Regions from separate parts of the Homo sapiens genome. Here region 2 is linked to region 1. A link is a loop called in an ENCODE intact Hi-C map of the cell type or tissue named here. Cell type or tissue: sigmoid colon. All regions are shown on one strand. Each heading gives the region's core, and the rest is flanking DNA. Links, peaks and the distances in the headings are about the cores only.

The links. A loop is a pair of places that touch in the nucleus more often than their neighbours do. Peaks named below come from ENCODE experiments on the same cell type or tissue, not always from the same donor. Only the 100,000 strongest peaks of a DNase experiment are listed, where the experiment ranks them.
Region 2: a loop joins it to region 1, with 2.0 times the contacts of the local background. A loop is called at or near these places in 1 of 110 quality-filtered maps.

The regions. Positions count from the first base shown.
Region 1 is chr3:79,163,258-79,173,349 of GRCh38, reverse strand. The region is part of intron 2 of ROBO1 (roundabout guidance receptor 1); the gene reads left to right. Among named protein-coding and RNA genes, the nearest start is that of MIR3923, 340 kb to the left of the region's middle. In sigmoid colon, for the core only: no CTCF peak of the experiment used is centred there; a DNase peak (open chromatin) is centred at 5,189.
Region 2 is chr3:79,099,257-79,109,348 of GRCh38, reverse strand. The region is part of intron 3 of ROBO1 (roundabout guidance receptor 1); the gene reads left to right. Among named protein-coding and RNA genes, the nearest start is that of MIR3923, 400 kb to the left of the region's middle. In sigmoid colon, for the core only: no CTCF peak of the experiment used is centred there; no DNase peak of the experiment used is centred there.

The sequences.
Region 1 (10,092 bases), core at 3,602-7,601:
TCGCGCCTCTCCCTCCACACCTCCCCGCAAGCTGAGGGAGCTGGCTCCAGCCTCGGTCAGCCCAGGAAGGGGCTCCCACAGTGCAGCGGTGGGCTGAAGGGCTCCTCAAGTGCCACCAAAGTGGGAGCCCAGGTAGAGGAGGCACCGAGAGCGAGTGAGGGCTGTGAGGGCTGCCAGCACGCTGTCACCTCTCAGTAGTGATTGTCTCCATTCATCACTGTGCATTGATGTGGACTGGTATTTATTTGTGACCATTGAACCCATGTAAAGCACTTCTGTTACTCTCATTGGTTGAGACAAAGACCTAGACCTCAACTTAAAGAGCCTTCAGTGTTATAGAGGCAGATATGAACACAACTGAAATACTGAGTTTAAAAGATGCTTAAAAATAGATATATAAGAAGTATCTTCTAGGAGCAGAGAAGAAAATGGTATTAACTTTTCCTGGGAGGATCAAGAGTTAGCACTTAACCCTAAGTATTAAATGTAAACAGAAATTCCTTGATCACAGATAAGGGTATAAAGGTATTCTAAACTAAAAGAACAAATGTCGTAAGCAAAATAAAATGTGCTTAAATGTATGACATATCCTAGAACTGGTGAGCATTTCAGTTTAGTCAATAATGCAGTGCTCAGGGTAGACACAGTAGAAGGGAATAGTTGGAAAGATAATTCAGGATCCAAAAAAAAAAAATTGAAAATAATGGTATACACACATATAATTGGAAAAAAAATGTAGTTTGTACTTTAATTTTAATACAACTTTATGTAAAGTTTCTAGGATTGTTCCAAATTAACAAAGCTGAAGACAATCTGTGATAATCCATCTTTGAAGGACTTTGAAATCAACTGTCCCTGTGAAGTGTGCTCTTCCTTACACGGGCAATCCAGGAAGAGCAACTTTCCAGGAATTCTCCCAAGGGGATGATGAAGTACAGAAAATTGAGACAAAAATTTTTAGAGATTTAGTTAATACAATAAAAATGTTTTACTTTTAGAGATAGAAGGAAATATTTTTCAATGTATTTGTTTGTATGCATTTATAGTCACTCATAATAACCTGCAATGATAGGAATTTGACCCAACTGGCTAAAACACATTTAGAATCAAAAATAGTTTCTCCTAAGTAACTGAAATGCTTTCATCTGATAAATATTTTGAATGAGTAGACCACAGGATCTTATTCATCAAAGTGATTAGAGGGAGGCTTAGAGCAAATTGAGGTACCTATAGAAATTTAATAGGTTTTGATCATTTTTGCTGTTGTTCTTGTTATTGTTGAAGTCTCCCTTTTGGCTTGATTTTTATGCCTCTACTTTTGTTTTACTTTATCACATACTTTAAATTTATATATTGTAGTGTTATATTTTATATATTCATATAATCAGTTTTATGGTTGTAAATGTTTTGATAATGGACTCTCCAAAGGAAAGCTGTTTGTGTGTGTTTAGTATAATACTGATATGAAGATGTGTACAACATAACTTATAAGTAATAATGTTACATATCATAATTTTATTATAGATTTCATATAGTCAATTGACTTTCAGAGAATATTTTTGTTAATTTTTCCTGACTTTTGTATCCATAACCACCCTATGAAGGTATTTCCAGTTTTAACATGAAAGTTAGTTGATTTTTTTTATGTAACAAGTAAGACAAAAGTGTACAACTAAAGATATATGCCAGAACTTCACTTGTTTTTCAATCACGTGAATGACTTGTTTATTTAAATGGTTAATAGTTGTTTAAGGAAGAATATTTTATCCCTTTATGTATGTGTGTGCTGTTTACAATGTAATCTGTACTGATGCAACACAATTTTAAGTTTAATCTGTTTTATAAATATTTTCTTCATCACTTTCTTAAATCTAGAATATCAACAAAAGAAAAAATTAAGCCCAGATTTTGTTATGGCTTTTTTTTTTTTTTTTTTGCAATTTTCATGGCATATATACTTGCACCATGGCTACTAATGTGACATCATCAAATGTCAAGTTGAGAAGAGATGCTTGGCAGCACACTCCTGCATAGTGTTTCTAGCACATGAATAAAATATACTAAAACAATATCAAGGACATAGATGATACTAACGATGAAGTAAAACAATTACAAAATTGTTACTTTCATAAGCTTTTTTAACATAATATGTGTAATTATTAATTTATAAGCTTTGTTTTTAACATAAGATATTTAATTATACATTTATATTATTTAAATAATGAATTTAAGTAAATTCATTATTGTGAATGAAATTATATAAAATAATAATTTTATAGAAAGTCATTATTATATAAAGTAACTTCAACGAATTTAAGAACTAACTCAAAATATCCCTGAAAAATCTATCAGTTGGCTCTTTTGAACTAGTACATCTGAATCCAGCACATGGCTACGTGATATTTTCTTCATTTCTGAATGAAGGAAAGGTATATATAAAGTAAATTACTCTGTTAAAAAGAAATGAACACAAGTATGAAAAATAAATTACTTCAGATTGATGCAAGTATTCAACATGCAAATAAAGTTGATGAAGAGTCAACTCTGTTCACCTCCTAACTGATTTATCCCTTAGCCTTCTTTGACCATTTACTGGCAGGCTTATTTAACATGTATTTAAATTCCTAAGAGAAAAAAAAATAACTTGTCTAATTCACTGGTAATAATAACATCTGTAACCAAATATATGTGTGAGGCAACATTTTTTACCTCTAAAATAGATTTACAGCAAATTTACAAAAATTTGTATTGCCTTAGTTTAGACAAGGAAAGGAAATTGAGTTTCATGTACAAAGAAGATAATAATTTTAAATTTAGGGGCAAGGCTATTTGAACATTTCACATATTTTCCTATCTTAAATGCAAAATATTTTAAAATTCTTAGATATCTAGGTAATGGAACAGATTGGTGGATTATGTTGGTATGTTTGCTTTACTTTACTTGGACTAATTTAAGAAGAGTGACCTTTGATTGTTAACTGAACTGGAAACACATTTAAATTTTCTGATAAATAGCAACCTAAGTAGCACACCATGGCCTCTGACAGCATTCATGTGTTAACAGAAATGAGTGGTGTGTTAACTGATGGAGTCCTTATAATGATTTCATCAGTAATTAGTAGGTAAATGAGGCCCTGGGATGAAAGCTTGAAGGTTCCATTTGCCCCTTTACTCTTGATTGGCACAATGGCCCTGAGCTCTAATCTAGTGAGAATATTTCATGAAAGAGCCCTACACTAGGATATGCAGATAGCTAAGACCCAGGCCTTGCACTTATTGTTTCCTTTGTTGTTAAAGACCAAGAGTGTGTTTTCTCTCTCTCGCTCTCTCTCTTTGACTATAAACGTTTACATTTTAGGATTTTTAACCTAAACATGTATTTACATTTTTGTACTTCAAAGCTCTGAATAATTTCAATGTTCAAATGTTTATAAAATTTACCTCTTTAAGTTAAGAGTTTTGTAGGCCCTATTCTTATTTTTATATACTCCATGTCCATAAATTGAGAGCATTCCTTTTATTATGCTTTTGGTATTAAGACCTAAACTTGTGAAATTTTGAATTGAGATAACAAAATGGGCATAGGTTATTTATTTTTCACCAGTCACTTATAACAGCTGTGATCCTAAAATGGTAACACCAAAGCTGAACCATTTTTATTATGTGGTTTTATTTTATCGTTAAGTACTTACACAATTTAACCACCCTAAGGGATCTTATTATAATGCCTACATCAGAGGATTTTATTTCAGGTTTCAACAATAATCTTCAGTCATGGAATATTACTATATTTTACATTGATTAAAATCAAGTAGTCCAAGTAATTACTCAGCTATCTGGATTTCATTTGAAAATTCTTCTGCCCTTGTAATATTAAGAAACGTGTGTGTGTGTGTGCATTTCTACAGACAAAACAAGCAAGGCTGAATAGGATAAAGTGGAATCCTATAGAATAATCTCAACAAGTAATTATTTATTGGCTATGATATGCCTGTGCGGCAAGCAAAAGAAAAAAACGACAAGAAATCTGTGCTTCCATCTTAAAGCCTTTGTATGGAATCTGCATTAACTGTTTGGAGGAATATAAAATTAATGTAGATTATAACATAATAAAATGAATATGTACTACTATTATATGTCAAGATCTTGAATCCAAATGTGCACTAATATGTACTCTTGAAGAGATCCCAGTCATCAATAGTCCACTTTCATAGCCTTGCTATTCTTTGGTTATCTAAGCTGTAGCTACACTGGATTTCTTTCAGTTCTTTAATAGTTCCATTATTCTTCCCATCTTATGGTCTTCAAAACTTGTTGCTTCTACATAAATCATTCTTTTCATTGCTGCAAACATTCTCTTTCCCCTTTATCTTTAGAATTTTGCTCAAATAATTCATCTTAATTCTTCAAGTTTTCAACTTTAAATGTCACTTTCTCATTTAGGATTTTCCTAGCAACAGTCTATTTCAATGTTCTAGCATTCTTTCATAACATCTATAATTAATTATTTGTATAAATAATAGTGATGCATTTTCCTCACTTTAATGCAAGCTCCTCTGAGGACCGGAACCCTTGATATATTATCTACTCCTGTATTTTAAGCTCCTAAAACAGTGCCTGAAATACAGGGGGCATGGAGTCAATGTTGCCTAACTAAGTAAATAAATGGAAACGTTGAAGTGACTAGAGATATTGAAGAGTTTGGGACACAGAAAACATGACTTTAACCTCCAAACATTAGAGAGAGACTTCTACAAAGGAAAAAGCAATATAAGCAAAATAGTAGGGGCAAACATTATACTAGGAGAGTTTGGAAACAGTAAAATGAACTAGCCAGAGTGGTGATATTAGGGTTTAGTGGAAGAAAGATAAAATGGGTATGCATTTTACCATGTTGGGTCAAAGGTCATTTTCAGAAAGCCAAGGAGTTTCTGCCAACTTTAGCTTTGAATTATGATATTTTCATCACTGATTTTTTTAAAAAGAAAAACTCTCTTAAGGATTTCTGGAAAAAAAAAATCTCCCTGGAAGAAACAGTATTTATTTAAATAAAGCCAAAGTTCCTGACTCAGCATCAAAGTATTTCTTTTAGCAGGGCGATGACTAAAGCTGAATGTTTCCTCTCATTGGGTAAACTGTCACTGTTGGCTCTTCTCCGAATACGCAATTAGCCAAATCACACACAGGCCGATAGGGTTGTGCCAGCAAATCTAAAGAATACTGTTAAGTCCAGTTTCTTTCCGTTCCTGGCTGTGCAGATTGCCTGAATCTATATTAAAGTATACATTCCCCAAAATAGCAAATAATGCTTGACCAACATGTGGTACAAGTTAAAAATAATTATTTTAATACTGATGATGATGATAGCTAAAAGTCTGTAGTTATCATCTGACAGTGACCATTCTAAATTCTTCCCATGCATATATTAACTGCCTCAATCCTCCTAACCTCTCTCATGAAATGGATGCTATTTGTATCTCCATTTTACAGATGAGGATGATTAAGTACAATGCATTCAAATAACTTGCCTGAGTCATGCAGATAATAAACCTCAAAACCAAAAATTCAAACCCAAGTATTCTGACTTCTGATCCCAAGTTCTTCAAACATCTTAATTACCAAGGCAGAATGCTCAGATTGGATTAGCAGAAAGATTACTAGTCATTGTAAGATCTGGAACAAAGATGTGAGATGAAGAGAGGATATTTTTGTTTTTATTTTTGCTTTTCTTTTTAATTGATAAAGCAGTGGTGTGAAGGGAAGTAACTAGTTGGGACAGATAAAAAGGAAAGTGCCCTCTTAGAAGGCAATTGCATAGTTTTATCATTTATATGAAGACAGTAGCCCCAAAATGATGACAGTCATTACAGGTGTTATAAAGATATAAGTTATAGGAATTTAGAAGAAAGGAACAGTGACATTGATTTCATGACAAAAATACAATGTGGATGTACACAAAGAAGTTTTACTAGAACAGAAGGCTAAATTCTCTGTGTTCCTCTTGCTAAGGAAGAAATTGCTGCCTTGCAACTTCTGGAATTTTGTTGGCACAAGCAAACAAAAATAGTGAAGAGTAAACAAAAAAACACAAAAATTTTAACTGCAAGAAAATTTACTAGCGTGAGTTTAGATGCTCTGGATGAATTAGGAAATGCTTTTGTGCTATTAATTTTCAAACCTAAAAGACCTTTCTTCAATTTTATAATCAATATTATCAGCAGTATCTTGACCTGGGAAAAATGAAGTGTTTGGCACTGGTTGTGTCTTTTAGGAAACATGATTAGGACATGATTTGAAATTGAGTAGCCAGAATTCTGACAGTCTTTGTTCTTAACATTGGAGACACGTGGATATGTGCACATCGCCTCAGGCATAGTGAATAGCAGTAGCATTAATTCAGAAGCCTAAGAAGATGTCTTTGGAATATTATTCCTCTATCCATAAAACTGTTAAGTGATTCATTAATTCAACAAATATTATGAATCCTTTACTGATTTAGGCACTGATAATACATTAGTGAACAAATTAAGAAAAATAGCGGATCAACGAGGTCAGGAGATCGAGACCATCCTGGCTAACTTGGTGAAACCCCGTCTCTACTAAAAATACAAAAAAAATTAGCCAGGCGTGGTGGCGGGCGCCTATAGACCCAGCTGGTCGGGAGGCTGAGGCAGGAGAATGGCGCGAACCCGGGAGGCGGAGCTTGCAGTGAGCCGAGATTGCACCACTGCACTCCAGCCTGTGCGACAGAGCTAGACTCCATCTCAAAAATAAAAAAAAAAAAAAAAAGAAAAATAGAAAACTTGCCTTCCATCCTGCAACTTACATTCTAGTGGGAAGATTTTATGAAAGTTGTTGATCACATAATTGAAATATATATAATGTATTTGTCTCTAAATTATTTCTAAAAAGAGGATTTCTTAAGTGCAGGAGATAATTCTACAAGAATAAAAAATCCAATTGAAGGTATAAGATGAGTAATGAATATTCAGTATCTGCAGTACCATCATAACCATCATAAATAATACAGCTGTCCAAAATTTAGTCAAGGGCAAGTTTGTAAAGATTCTCCAATTTCTATTTTTTTCTAACAGAAGTGAATTGGCTATAGGCATTAGATTAAGTATGTAATTTTCTGTGCCTTTATGATCTTCATCAAGTCTTACATTACTTTGGGGCATTAATAACTGTATTAGTCAGGGTTCAGTCAAAGAGAGAGAACCAGTAGAAGACACATTGCAATAGTAGAGACCTATTGCAATGAGTTGGTTTGCGCTATTGTTGGGGGTGGCTAGGCAAGTCTGTAATCTGTAGGACAGGCCATCAGGAAGGGTAGAGTGGAACTCTCCTGCATGGGCTGAAGTTGCTCTCCACAGGTGGAATTTATTCTTCCATCAGGGAAGCTTCAGACCTATTTTTAAGGTCTTTCAACTGATTGAATCAGGCCCACTCACATTATCCGGGACAATTCCACTTAATTAAAGTCAATTGATTATGGACTTAATCACATCAATAAAATATCTTCCCAGCAACTCCCAGATTAGTATTGGGTTGGCTATCTGGGGATTGAAGCCTATCCAAGCTGACATATCAAAAGAACCATCACGATAGATTATGTGATATGTGTATCTGGTCTGGTGCACATCGTGCCATTATAGATACCCAAATTCTGTAGGCTATTTCTTTAGGGTAAAACTTGAATTTTTGCAGTTTATAAATCCAGGGGAAATTCCGTTCTTTCAGGCTTTAAAATTTGTGGAAATCCTTAGGGAACCCATTGCTCCCCATTATTGGAAAATAGTACAGACGTTTTGACACTGATTTCTGATCTTCGAATCAGCTTTTTTCCAAAAGACTTTGTAGACAATCTCCTTCTGACAAATAATGGAAAAGTCTCTTGGAGGGGATACTGAGTTCACTCAGCACATTCCTAAGAATCTCAAACAGGTAAATTATTCTAATGCTGAAAGAACTCAACCTTGCAAAATGTCTCATAGGAAAATAATGTTGAAGTGCTCAGCTGATTACTTATAATGCCACATCTATGCCTGATATCTACATGTACAGAACTACTACAAACACTATGGTAGAGTAAGGTCTTCTGATCAAAACATGCTGACTCTAATAAAGTTATTGAGCTCCACTGTTAGCGTGAATGATAAATATTTATTGAACATCTTCCTGTGTGCCAGGCACTATTCTAGGCTCTCAGGATGCATTGATGAGTAAACAAATATCAAGAATTCCTGACCTTATGGCGCTTACATTCCAGTAATGTAGGCTGGCAGTGATGTAACATAAACAATAAGTATACCAACTAGATTTTAAAGCAAGTTAAAATGTGTTAAGTATCAGGAAAAAAAATGATAAGGTTAGGGGTGTGCAGTGTGACAGGATCTATTGTAATTTTAAATGCAGTAGTCAGATTTGCCAAGGTAATATTTGAGAAAAATGCAGAGGATTCAATAAATAAGCCATGCAGTTATTTGGAGAAAGTGCTTCTAGCTAAGACTACTTGTAGTGTGTTTGATAAACAGCAAGAAACCATTAGGCCACAACAGATAGAGCAAGGGGAGAGGAGTCGGGAATGAGATCAGAGAGGCAATAGGCAGCCCGTGAAAGTCCTTGTAGGCTGCTACAAAAATTACTTCTTTAATTCTGACATAATAGAGGAGATTGGACAGTTTTGAACAGAATGGTACCAGGACCTGAATTCTATTTTAATGAAATGATTAAGGATGTTATTTTAAAAGAATACTAAGGTGCAAAAGAGTAAATGAGAAAATAATTTCAAGCTATTGCAATAAAGCAGGCAAATGAGGATGGTGGGCTGGATCAAGATGAGAGTGATGGTAGAGGAGGAGAGACGTACTTATATTCTGGTTACATTATAAAGGTGGTGCAATATGATTTTGTATTTTCATCATATGATTATTTGACAGGTTACCTGTTGTCAAATGACATGAATCTCTGCTGTAAAAGTCTTACAAATATGTGTCCTTCTGATAGATTTCCTTCTCAAGCAACTGTGCTATATACTTTTGAAACCACATATTAGTACTCTAATTTTTCACTGCCTGATATAGTCTGCAGATATTAGAGACTATGTAGGGACTCTTGTTGAGTTTGTTGAAGGAATTGGACCACATTTATGTTATTAGCTGCTTCTTTAATAATTTACACTGTGTAATGTTGAGGACTCACTGGTTCTTTGTTTTAGTTCCCCCACCCTTGGACCATTTTAAATATCAAATTTGGCACAACAAAATGAGACCTTTGGAGGATTTCACTGTGATCTCCCCTTATAAAACAATTCCACACAGTGTCTTCCAAGGATTATTTTAATTGCAGGGTGAGATCTTACTGGTACATTTTTACAATATAATCATCAATGTCATTACCATACTAATGCCATTTGTAAAAATGTGGAAATCTGAAAATCGCACCTTCAATATTCCTAAGATTTAGAATCAGGGGATGCTGGAAGAAGTCATCTTATAATGACATTTGTTTATCTGTCTAAAGTACACAAATAAGTGAGGATTGTACTTTTCTAAATAGGATCCTTTTCTTTGTTTCAAGATGAGTAAAAGCCTCTCAAAATTTGAGGCTGCAGAATGGCTTCTATAAAAAACAACAACAACAACAACAAAACCTGAAAACAAGTGTTGGCAAGGATGCAGAGAAATTGGAACCCTTGTGCACTGTTCAAAATGTAAAATGATACAACTGCTGTAAAAAACAGTATGGCAGTTCCACAAAAAATTAAAAATAGAATTACCATATGATGCACCAATTCCACTTTTGGGTATAGACCCAAAAGAATAGAAGGCAGTATCTCAAAGAGATATTTATACACCCATGTTCATAGCTGCGTTATTCACAACAGCTGAAATATGGAAGCAATCCAAATGTCCATCAGCAGATGAATGAACCAGCAAAATGTGGCACTTATTACAGTGAAATATCATTCAGCCTTAAAAAGGAAGGGGATTCTGACACATGCTGCAACATGGATGAACCTTGAAAACATTATACTAAGTAAAAATAAGCCAGTCACACAAAGATAAATACTGTATGATTCCACTTACA
Region 2 (10,092 bases), core at 1,999-5,998, 62 kb after region 1:
AGTTTTGAGACATTAACATTAATTCTTAAGAATTATTACAGTTCTATTAGATTCCATTATATAATACAGCATACTGTGTATGTCAAATGTTTTATGCTAGCATCTGCATTTTTAAAGCTACTATATAACAGAACTTTGAATAAGTACCCCCAATTGACACAGCTATGTTAAAATAAAACCTAAAGAAAAAAAAAACTTTAAGACCCAAATCTTGTAAAACATGCTTTTGATGTGTTGGGATTTTAAACATCCATTCAGATCAGACATGACCTTAGTTTTAAAGATACAGTCCACAAACAAATGCCTGTAACTAATTTTTTCTGTTTTAAAAAAAAAGAAAGAGGCACTGTGATATACCTTAACCTTAAGCTATAAAGAGCTGCATAAAATACTTATTATTTGATTTATGCTTCAAAATATATACAACATATAGTTTTTGTGACTAAATATGCTTGTTCATTATTTCTTTTCAAATGCAATTTAGATGTTTTCAATTTAAAAAGAACTGGTGGAGATGCACAAAATCCTTTCACAAAGAACTGTACTGAGCCAAATTACCATTCCTAGAATAGGGGTTTGCCACAGAAATCCTCATTAATAAATATGTTCTGAAGAGACTTTGTCTATTCACTCTATAATTTAATCAAGACGTTACTCTAAGACAACCAGAGTTAGGGCACCCTTATTCACCCAGCCTTTAATATGCATATAGTTTCTTTAAATTTTAACCTATTGCTCTTGTATTTGTTTCTATCTTAAATTTCTACTAACAGTAGTGATACACAGAAATATTCAGAATTGTATTCAACAATTAAATAATGGTTGTCTTTACACTAAAAAGGGATGCTTCTAGACAAAAATTGTTATTAACATTATATTTTAATATAATACATTTCTCTAGAACTTAATTCAAATGGAAGTACTGGTATGAATGTGCTAACTTTATAAAAAGTAGTTGAATGGACATTAGTTTTTTTTTATTTATCTTTAAAGTGACTAAATAGGTGAACAAGTGAATTATGAGAAAAAGTTAATATAGAGTCACCTTTCAATGACAGAAATGCATTTTTATACGAGTAACTGTAACTTCCCTGTTGCTTCTGCTGTCTTACATGAATGAGACATTTATGTCGATGTATCTTGGGGTACTTTCTATGTATCAAGGAAGAAAAAGAGAGAGTTGATCAAAATCAGTAACTTTCCAAAACACACATACTATATTCACTTAAATTTATTTTGCAGGCTACTGTCAGAATCAACAACTTCAATTAAAAGCAAAACATTAGTGATTGCTTAAACAGATCATGAAATAAAAGACCTATGGTGTATTACTGGTATTAACAGCATTCTGACATACGTAAGAAATCATTTGATTATTTTATTAAGAATAAGTTACATTGCTTATACATTGAGCATCTGTATTCTACTGCAACTAACACAATTTGTTTTATCAGGTTCAAGGGAAAATTGTACTTGTTGATATTAATATTATCTTAACTCTTTATTTCAGTGTTCCAAGTGATAATTTAAATGAGCTCTAACAGTTAAGACTTCTCAAACATGCTAGAAATATGTCAATTAATAAGCTTCATTTACTTAATCAATTCAACAATATCAACCAATGTTTGTAAATTACCTGTATTGAGAGTTTTACTGATTACATAAGTAATCACTCTCAATACAGGTAATTTAGAAAATAAAGAAAAGCATAAAATACAAAATTATCAACACCCAACATTTTAATATGCAAGCAGTCCTTTTCAGCCACCTATAATCACAGCGAGCAAATTCTACTTAAAAAGAATTCACACACATAAAAAGGCAAGTGTAAAATTTCATCAAGATTGTAAAAGTAACTAGGATTTTATTTTTAAATGAAACAACATACAAAAAGTAATTTATATGATGCTCAGTAAAATGTATTTTATGTTTGCAACTCTGCTATAACTCTTATAATGAAACAATGAATTGAGCATTAATTTTAACACAATTTATCAGATAATCCTTGTGTGATAAAATGATATGAAACGCATCACTTCACATGTGATGCCAATATTATCACAAAAGGGTCATGTGTTTAAAAATTACCTGAACACTCTTTGCGTAGCACCTATTTTGTTATGCTTATGAATTTTTTTCTTTAAACTTTAACTCATCTAACTACTGTAATTATCCTTTGCCAAGTGGTGTGTGTGTGTGTGTGTGTGTGTGTGTGTGTGTGAGAGAGAGAGAGAGAGAGAGAAAGAGAGAGGTATAGATAAGCAGTTTTCCAACAACACTTTCATAGGCATCTTATTTTGTGAAATCCTGTATCTATGGTAAGCTTTGCAATTTTACCTTATAAATGATATATTTTGTGTTGACTTCAGATTATTGGATTAGCTGAGCAGAGCAACAAAGACTGACACAATGAGCGGAGATAGATTCTATACATAAGTAGGGAGGAATATTTGAAGGGGACACATTTATAGCTTGTGACTTTGTGAATGTATTCCTGTAATAACAACTTTCACTTTCCTGTGCAACTTCACTGCTTTGGATACTCAGATAATGAATATGAGGACAATAATTACTTGCCATTTATCATTATTGTGCTTTGATGTGTATATATTTTTAACTTACATTTTTTTTTTAGTGTCTGTATTGCTTGCAACCTGATGTACTATGTCATTCACACTCGTGTTAACTCAGAAGTAGACTTAAATTTTAATGTAGGTCTAGGATTTAGCACTTACTTGAAACTTTAGGTGTTTGCAAAAATAATTCATTCTTAACATAATAAATGCACTAAGCACAGTCAATTGTTTATTTATATTAATATAATACATGAGGAAAGTGCTAATAGAAATCCAGGTATTTCTATAGTTCAGAGCCTGTTCCATAATATCAAAAATAGAATTATTTGTCTTGTTTTTTCAGGCAATGTTATGTTCTGAAAGAGAAACCATTTGTAACAATTAAGGCTCATTAAAAATGTTGTTAATTTAATGAACCCCGGAGAATGTGATATCACAATAATAAAAAAATGAGCCGCACTAGTATATTCTAATAAAACATGTAGCTTTTTGCTTCCCAGAGGGAACTCATTGGGTAAAACTCTGATTTATAGGCTTTTAGAAACCTCTTAACTAGCAAAACAATAATATGTTTTCATTCATATGGTACACTTCTTTTATTTTTAAAGCAGACAATTTGCTTGTTTAAAAAGAAATCATTGTTAAAAGACTATATTGTTTCAGCTAGTCAAGTTGCTTTGATTTTAAGCAAGATATCCAGCTCTGTGAATAGCAATTCTGTTACCATACTAAATTTGTTAGATTTTCCAGGATTCACAAGGACTTTCAATATATACATTACCTTACTTTAAATTTAACAGAAACCAAATGGGTAGAAATTAGAATCCAAGCCAAGATCTTTGGGGACCTCCGGCAACTTACAAAGACAATCCATTCTACAAAAATAAATATTTCCCAAACCTATATACACAGCAGGAGCTTCATAAACACCAACTGGTAGCCAAAACCAACACTACGCTGAAATTGGTTAACACATCTTTCAGGCTGATAGCATGTAGCTTTGTGGTATACTCTTTTCATTACATACACATGATGACACTAAGGATTTTTTCAATGCAGTTTCCTCTTTCTCCCACAATATCTTTGTTTGCAACAATGCATAACTTTAAACATTTTAACAATGTCAATATAAATATAAATTTAGATAGCATGCTTCCTTTCTCTATTACTATTCACCACAGGCATGAAATTCATAAGATAAAATTAATATGTGAAATCCAAATTAAATCTTGGAATACTTACTTTTTTTTCACCTATAGGTTAAGTAAACTTACCAAATTGCTAGCTGGCTCTCCAAATTGCTACACCACTCGATACTCCCATCAGTAGTTCATCAGACTGTCAGACTAACAGGTGTACAATCGTATTATATCACTTAATTTTCATTTCTGTGATCTTCAGCAAGTTGCAGTTTCCCTTTGAATGCAATGATCTTTTGTGATTCCTCTTCTCTAAATTGCCTGATTATGCACTTTGTTCATCTTGCCCTTACACTCATGGTTCTTTTTCTGTTGATTCTCAGGAATTCTTTGTCAATTTTTACATGCTGTAACTATCTTTTTCCGTTAGTAGTTTAACTTACATCTTTCCCCACGTGTGTTAAACAGAAATCTTTCATTCTCATACAAATTATACCATCATATTTTGCTTTATGGTTTTCTTTTGAATTTACTCACAAAGATGGTCTCCTAGATTTTTTTGTATTAACTTGATAGGTGGACTTTTTACATTTCAGTTTTTAATACATCTTAAGCTACTTTTTATGTGTCTTTAAATTTGCATTCATGTAAGTCAGTTTCTCCATGCCATCTACCAAAAACACCTGCCGTTTTCCATTGGTAGCAACTTCTCATGGATTATATCATCATATATGTATGGGTCTGTCTCTAAGCTCTCTTTTCTGTTACATTAAACTATATGTCCATTCTTGTATTAATACAAACTGTTTCCATTGCTATGGCTTTGTTGTAGCTCTTCAATTAAGATAGGGCGAGGGGACAGTTGTCTCTCTCACTCTTGCTATCAAGGAGCATGGACTATGTTTACATTAATTACAATAATCTAGTAAAGTAGTCTTGGGCTAAGTAACCTCTTTATGCTCAGGATGATATGAATAGTACCGAACTCGTATGGCTGTGTGAGAACTGAAGAGTGATAATGCAAGCCTATCGCTGGACAAGTGACTCATGCATCTTAAATATGCAATAAGCAGTAACTCAATAAGAACTAATAATAAAAAAAATCAGAAGGTGCTAAACCAGGTGTCTGCTCTTGTTAAAGAACAGAGACAATCTATACAGCATTGTGATTACACATCTATTTTACTGTAGTAATATTCAGTACAACATCAGGCATATTTATCAGCGAGTAATTATTTGAAAAAATAAATGTTCACATGCTGTTCTATCATGACTTATTATTTCAGGAAATAGCCTAACTTCAAGTAAGGTAGTTTCTACTAATTCAGCTTCACAACTTAACCAACACTAACTTGAAACACATTTTTAAATTGCCTATTACATAATCTGTGTAGTAACACGACTATGAAAGCGTTCATGACTCCTTGAAATACTAAAAGAATTCCACAAACTTGCACTATGTTTACTCTTATTTTCAAACTAGTGATACTTTACCCGGCTTCAACATCCAGCTCCTACTTCCGGCCAACAAATCAAAATCCCTAGGTCGGAGATAAAACACTGGTGTTTTGTCTTAAAGTCTCTATCAGATGATTTTAATGTGTTGTCAGAGTAGAGAGCCAGTCCATTTAGCAGAGGTTCGGGCCATATTCCTCCTCCCTTTCCTATCATAGGCTCCCAACCATTGTCAATCCCTGACCAAATATAATATTTGCTAAATTGAAATGCAATTTTTTATTCATATCCTGCAGTGACTTTAGTTGAGGCCAAATGCCTTATATAAAATCAACAAATAATTTTCTTTGATGATAGCAAAGTCAGAGAAAGCTTAATCCTCATATTTACTAACTGTAATTTTTAATTAAACAATTAGCATATATATGTATATATGTTTGTGTCTGTATATGCATGTGTGTTTATTTTTTCTTAGTCAAAGTGTTGTTAAAGAGACTTTAGATGTGATAAAATTTATATTTAATAACCTTAGATATTTCACACTATTAGGAGAAATCATAAAGGTGTAGTCTGAGTTAGCTATTTGCTTTTTGTTAGATGTCGACAAAAATTTTTAAAGATAGAAGAACATTAGCAAATGCATAGGGCCGTTTTGCTCTTGTAAACTGCTTACTCAACAAAAAACATCCATTTGTTTAAACTAAGGTTAGCCTTTGTTTATTACAGTAATTACTTCTGTTCCACTGGAGATAATATGCTTAGTGTCTCAAGTATATGTGAAACCTATCTCCTAAGAGTCAGTAAGCCTCAGTCAATAATGCAAAAGCTGACCGAAAACCGGTGTCTTAGTTCTGTTTACGAATGTACCAGTAGCTCATTCCTGTTTGTATGCATTAGTCCATATTCACTTTTTAGCTATGTCTTACTTTTTGTTTTTGTTGTTTTTCAATTAAAATATGCATACTCCCATATGAATGTTTAACATTGGTAAGTCTAATAAATTGCATCTAGTTCATGCAAACAATATGCTAATATAATTAGATTTAATTAGATGTGCTTGTTTTAAGTGGAATTCAGTTAAACACATGTATTGGTTTCACAACATATCAAATAATGTGATTGAATCTTTTACTTTCTATCTTCTGATTTTAGAATCATATTAGACGAACTCTTCGATTGTTTCCTTTTCAGTTTTTCTTTTATTTTATCGTCAAATACATACAACATTTTTATCCCAGGCCACTAGGAATTTCTAGCTATCAATTCTATACATAATCTAGTTAACTATTCTTAATTAGAAGAATCATAAAAAGCTCCTTGAAAGAAAATCTAAAAATAATGACCATCATAAATAATGAAACACTTCTAATAATTTATTAAAAGCAAAAAAGCACCAATAACTTTTATGTGCTTCTCTCTTTGGACATACACATCTGCTTTAGTGACTTTTATTCAGTAATGAGTCCCAAGCATAGTCAAGTTCTGTCCAAGTGAAGTAAAAATAATTTGCTAAGGACCTTGCCAACTCCTTCTTTAAATTATTTTGTCAACCAACCATGGCCACAACTTATAACTGCCATGCTTCCAATACTTTGTTTCTTAATCTTAAAAGTGATACATATAAAAGTGATTCATGTAAATTGGCAAACAGGAAGTTTTGGATATCTAGTGATTACTTCCTAGAAGTGCTAAATCATGTCTTGGCCTCATCTATGTGTTTTATGGCTGCAATTTATGATGTTTAATAAGCTTAATTCCTCTCTTATGATTGAAAACCTTGGACTCTCAGAACTTCTTGCTGATGGTTTGGCCTCTTGTTACATTACATAATCATGATGCTATGATAAGGACCATAGCCTTGTATCTGTAGTCGTTCAGGTAAAACACATTCCCTTAACTGAAAATAAATAGGTTTGGAAATAAAAAAGAAGAATACTATCTATGGTACAAAATTATACATCCTTTGAATCTGAAAATGGAATCTATTTTTACAATAAACATCGTATGCTATTATATGAAAGGTATTATTTCCTGAGAAGTAAATGTTGAAATAGTATATATTTTATGTGCACTTTTATAGATAATTTTAATAAAAATGGATCTACATATGTACAAATACTGATCAACATTATTACTAAAAAAAGAATAATGGTGTGGAAATTAGGTAGGTCAAAGCTCTGACTACATCCTCCAGAGTATAATGAGATCAGCTTCAATTAAATGAAAACTGTGTGAGCTGAGCAATATATTGGTTCACATGAAACTTGTTTGACAAAACTTGTTTGCATTTATTGACATTTTGTCCAATTGTGCTTTAAAATTAAATCCCATCACAACTATCTGTGCTCCTCTAAAATGTTTAGATTCAAACAAGTAAATCTTACAAAGAAATCCTGGTAAAATCTTTAAATATTTTTTGTATTTGTACAGCCTTCACAACATTGTGGAAATAATTACCATTCTTGATGTTAAACTATTTATAGCTATCCAACTTCAAAATACACACATGCGGAAGCTATTTCTCTCCTTTCAGGTTCTTGTAATTCTCAGATTAGCAGAGCTCTGCCAAGAGTAAAACCCCAAAGAAAACGGTGAGGATGAGAGCCTTCAGCAGAAGCAAGTGAGATAATATGAAGCTCCAGGGTGAGAAACAGGAACTCAGAGACTCTGGGCGGAGAGGCAACCGCTAGGCAGGTGTCACATTCATTATTAATTCATCCAAAACGGATCATGCCCTTGTTCAGTAACGTCCTCAAATTACTGTTATATGGCATCATTCTTATAAATGTAAAATTTTGTTTACAGTGACTCACATTAACAACTGAGGTTTGAATCACAAATTGTTAATAAGAGTTTGCGCTGTCCACCCATGAGATTTGGCAAAGCTCATTTGTGGCTACATTTGTTCTCAAACATGGCTTGGCCACCAAATTTGTCTTTTAACTCATGAATATCATTAGGCTTCTGTCTTATGTGCTGTATTGATCTCAATTCTCCAAAGCGTTCTCAGGTGCCAGAGTAGCTATATCTGTGTTTTTTAAAAATGATTTCTGCTCTTCAATCATGGTGAAGCTGTTTCTCCCATTGCCCCTGGAAGCTACTCTATCTGCATAATACACAAATACCTTCAATATATACCTCTGACCATCTGCTAGATTGGCATAGCCCTGATTAAGGAAAAAAACACCACCTCTCTTCTTTGCCATAGGTACTAATAACATTCAGTTTAGCCAACCAGCTTTCAAAATCCTGTAAATTATAGATTATCCTGGAAGAAATCTCTCTTCTGTTAAAGAACAAAACAGTGGTGCCTCAAGCTTCTTTTCAAAGGGACCCATCTGTTAATTAAGAGTTCAAATAGTCTTATCTTGAAGTCTTCCCTTCAAACCGCCCTTCTGCTTAAATCTGGGAAATATCTTTATTAGAGACCTTCCTAGAATACATAAGGATCAGATGAGCACAAAAGCCCACAATCCCCTGAACATGCTTTCAAATGGATGTTTGAAGACTTAGTGGAAACTTATTATTTGTCACTTAACATAAATTATTTCAGCGTTCTGACCCAAAGTCAGGCCGAATTTAGATAGGATGATAGGATCACGTGAATTCATACTATTGTTCTTCTGCAGGAGACTAATTCATTCTTTGCAGTTTTTTTTAATTGATTCCCGTGCTCTTGGGCTGGCTATTGTGTCTTTAAATTCAGCTTCCTAACCTGCTCACTCTTCTCTTCATGCTAATGAAAGCAGTATAAATAAATAGTAATATGGTTTAGGGAAAAAAAGAATAAGGTTTGGGTAAGGAAGACTTCCATCCAAATTGATTATGTTGCTAGCCAATAAATGACATTGGAAACACTACTTCTCCATGAAAGAGAGAAATAACTATCTCAAAATGTAAACTACCATCACATTACAGTACAGTGACTGGCAGTTAATAGACATTTCATAAACATTAATTTATATCCATCACTTTCAGATTAAAAAGAATGATGGTGCCCAGATGTGTTTGGTATCATTATTTGATTTCTGTGTTTCCCCAACTGTAGTGGCCATTCCTCAATAATGAAACAACAAAAGCTGGGTAACATAGAGGAAGTTTTGTCTTGGCCATATATTTGTTACCTCCTTAAGACTTTTTAAATTTCATGGTATTTCTTTCCCCGCTAACCCTGGACTTCATACAGCTACCCAGCAGCCCAGAATAGAGAATAGGACCTAGTCCACCTGCTGTCAAATTTACTGGTCTCCTTCCAATTCATTCCCTGGCCTCTGCAGAGGATATAATACATACGACTGAGTTATTTCCTCCTCTCAAAACACATCATACCCAGTTAAAAAGATCTTTTGGGAGTTAGGGTGGTAATTGAGTTACAGAACCATGAATGGCCAGTTGACATATATACAAACAAGGCAATATATACTCCCATTTCAGTATTATCTCCATTAAATTACAACACTTCTCTGCATAAAATATGCTTATAATCTCTGATGACAAAATTGTGAATTCTTATTTTTAAATGATGGAAATATATCTATATTTTTCAAAGATAACTATAATATGGTGATCTACACAAATCCAAAGTTGTGGATTTTTTTCCATTGAGCTACAAACCAAGGCAAAAATTTGATCACACATTTTCAAACTTCCATCCTTTTTGTCCTCTGGTTGCTTCTCAAAAATGGCCCTTACCTTCAAGTCTATCTCAGTGTCACCTCTTCTGAGGCTTGACCTGACTTGCTCCAAAAGGTCTTATTTTGTCTTCTACTGGCACTTAGGTGGTTCTTGTTTATACTACACATCAAGTAATTGTTAATTTATCTATCTGTCTCCTTCCCATTTCCTAGACTGTTTGCACCTCTGGGATAGTTAAGTATTATTCATTTTTTGTGTGCCCAATATGTAAGCACAGTGTTTGGTGC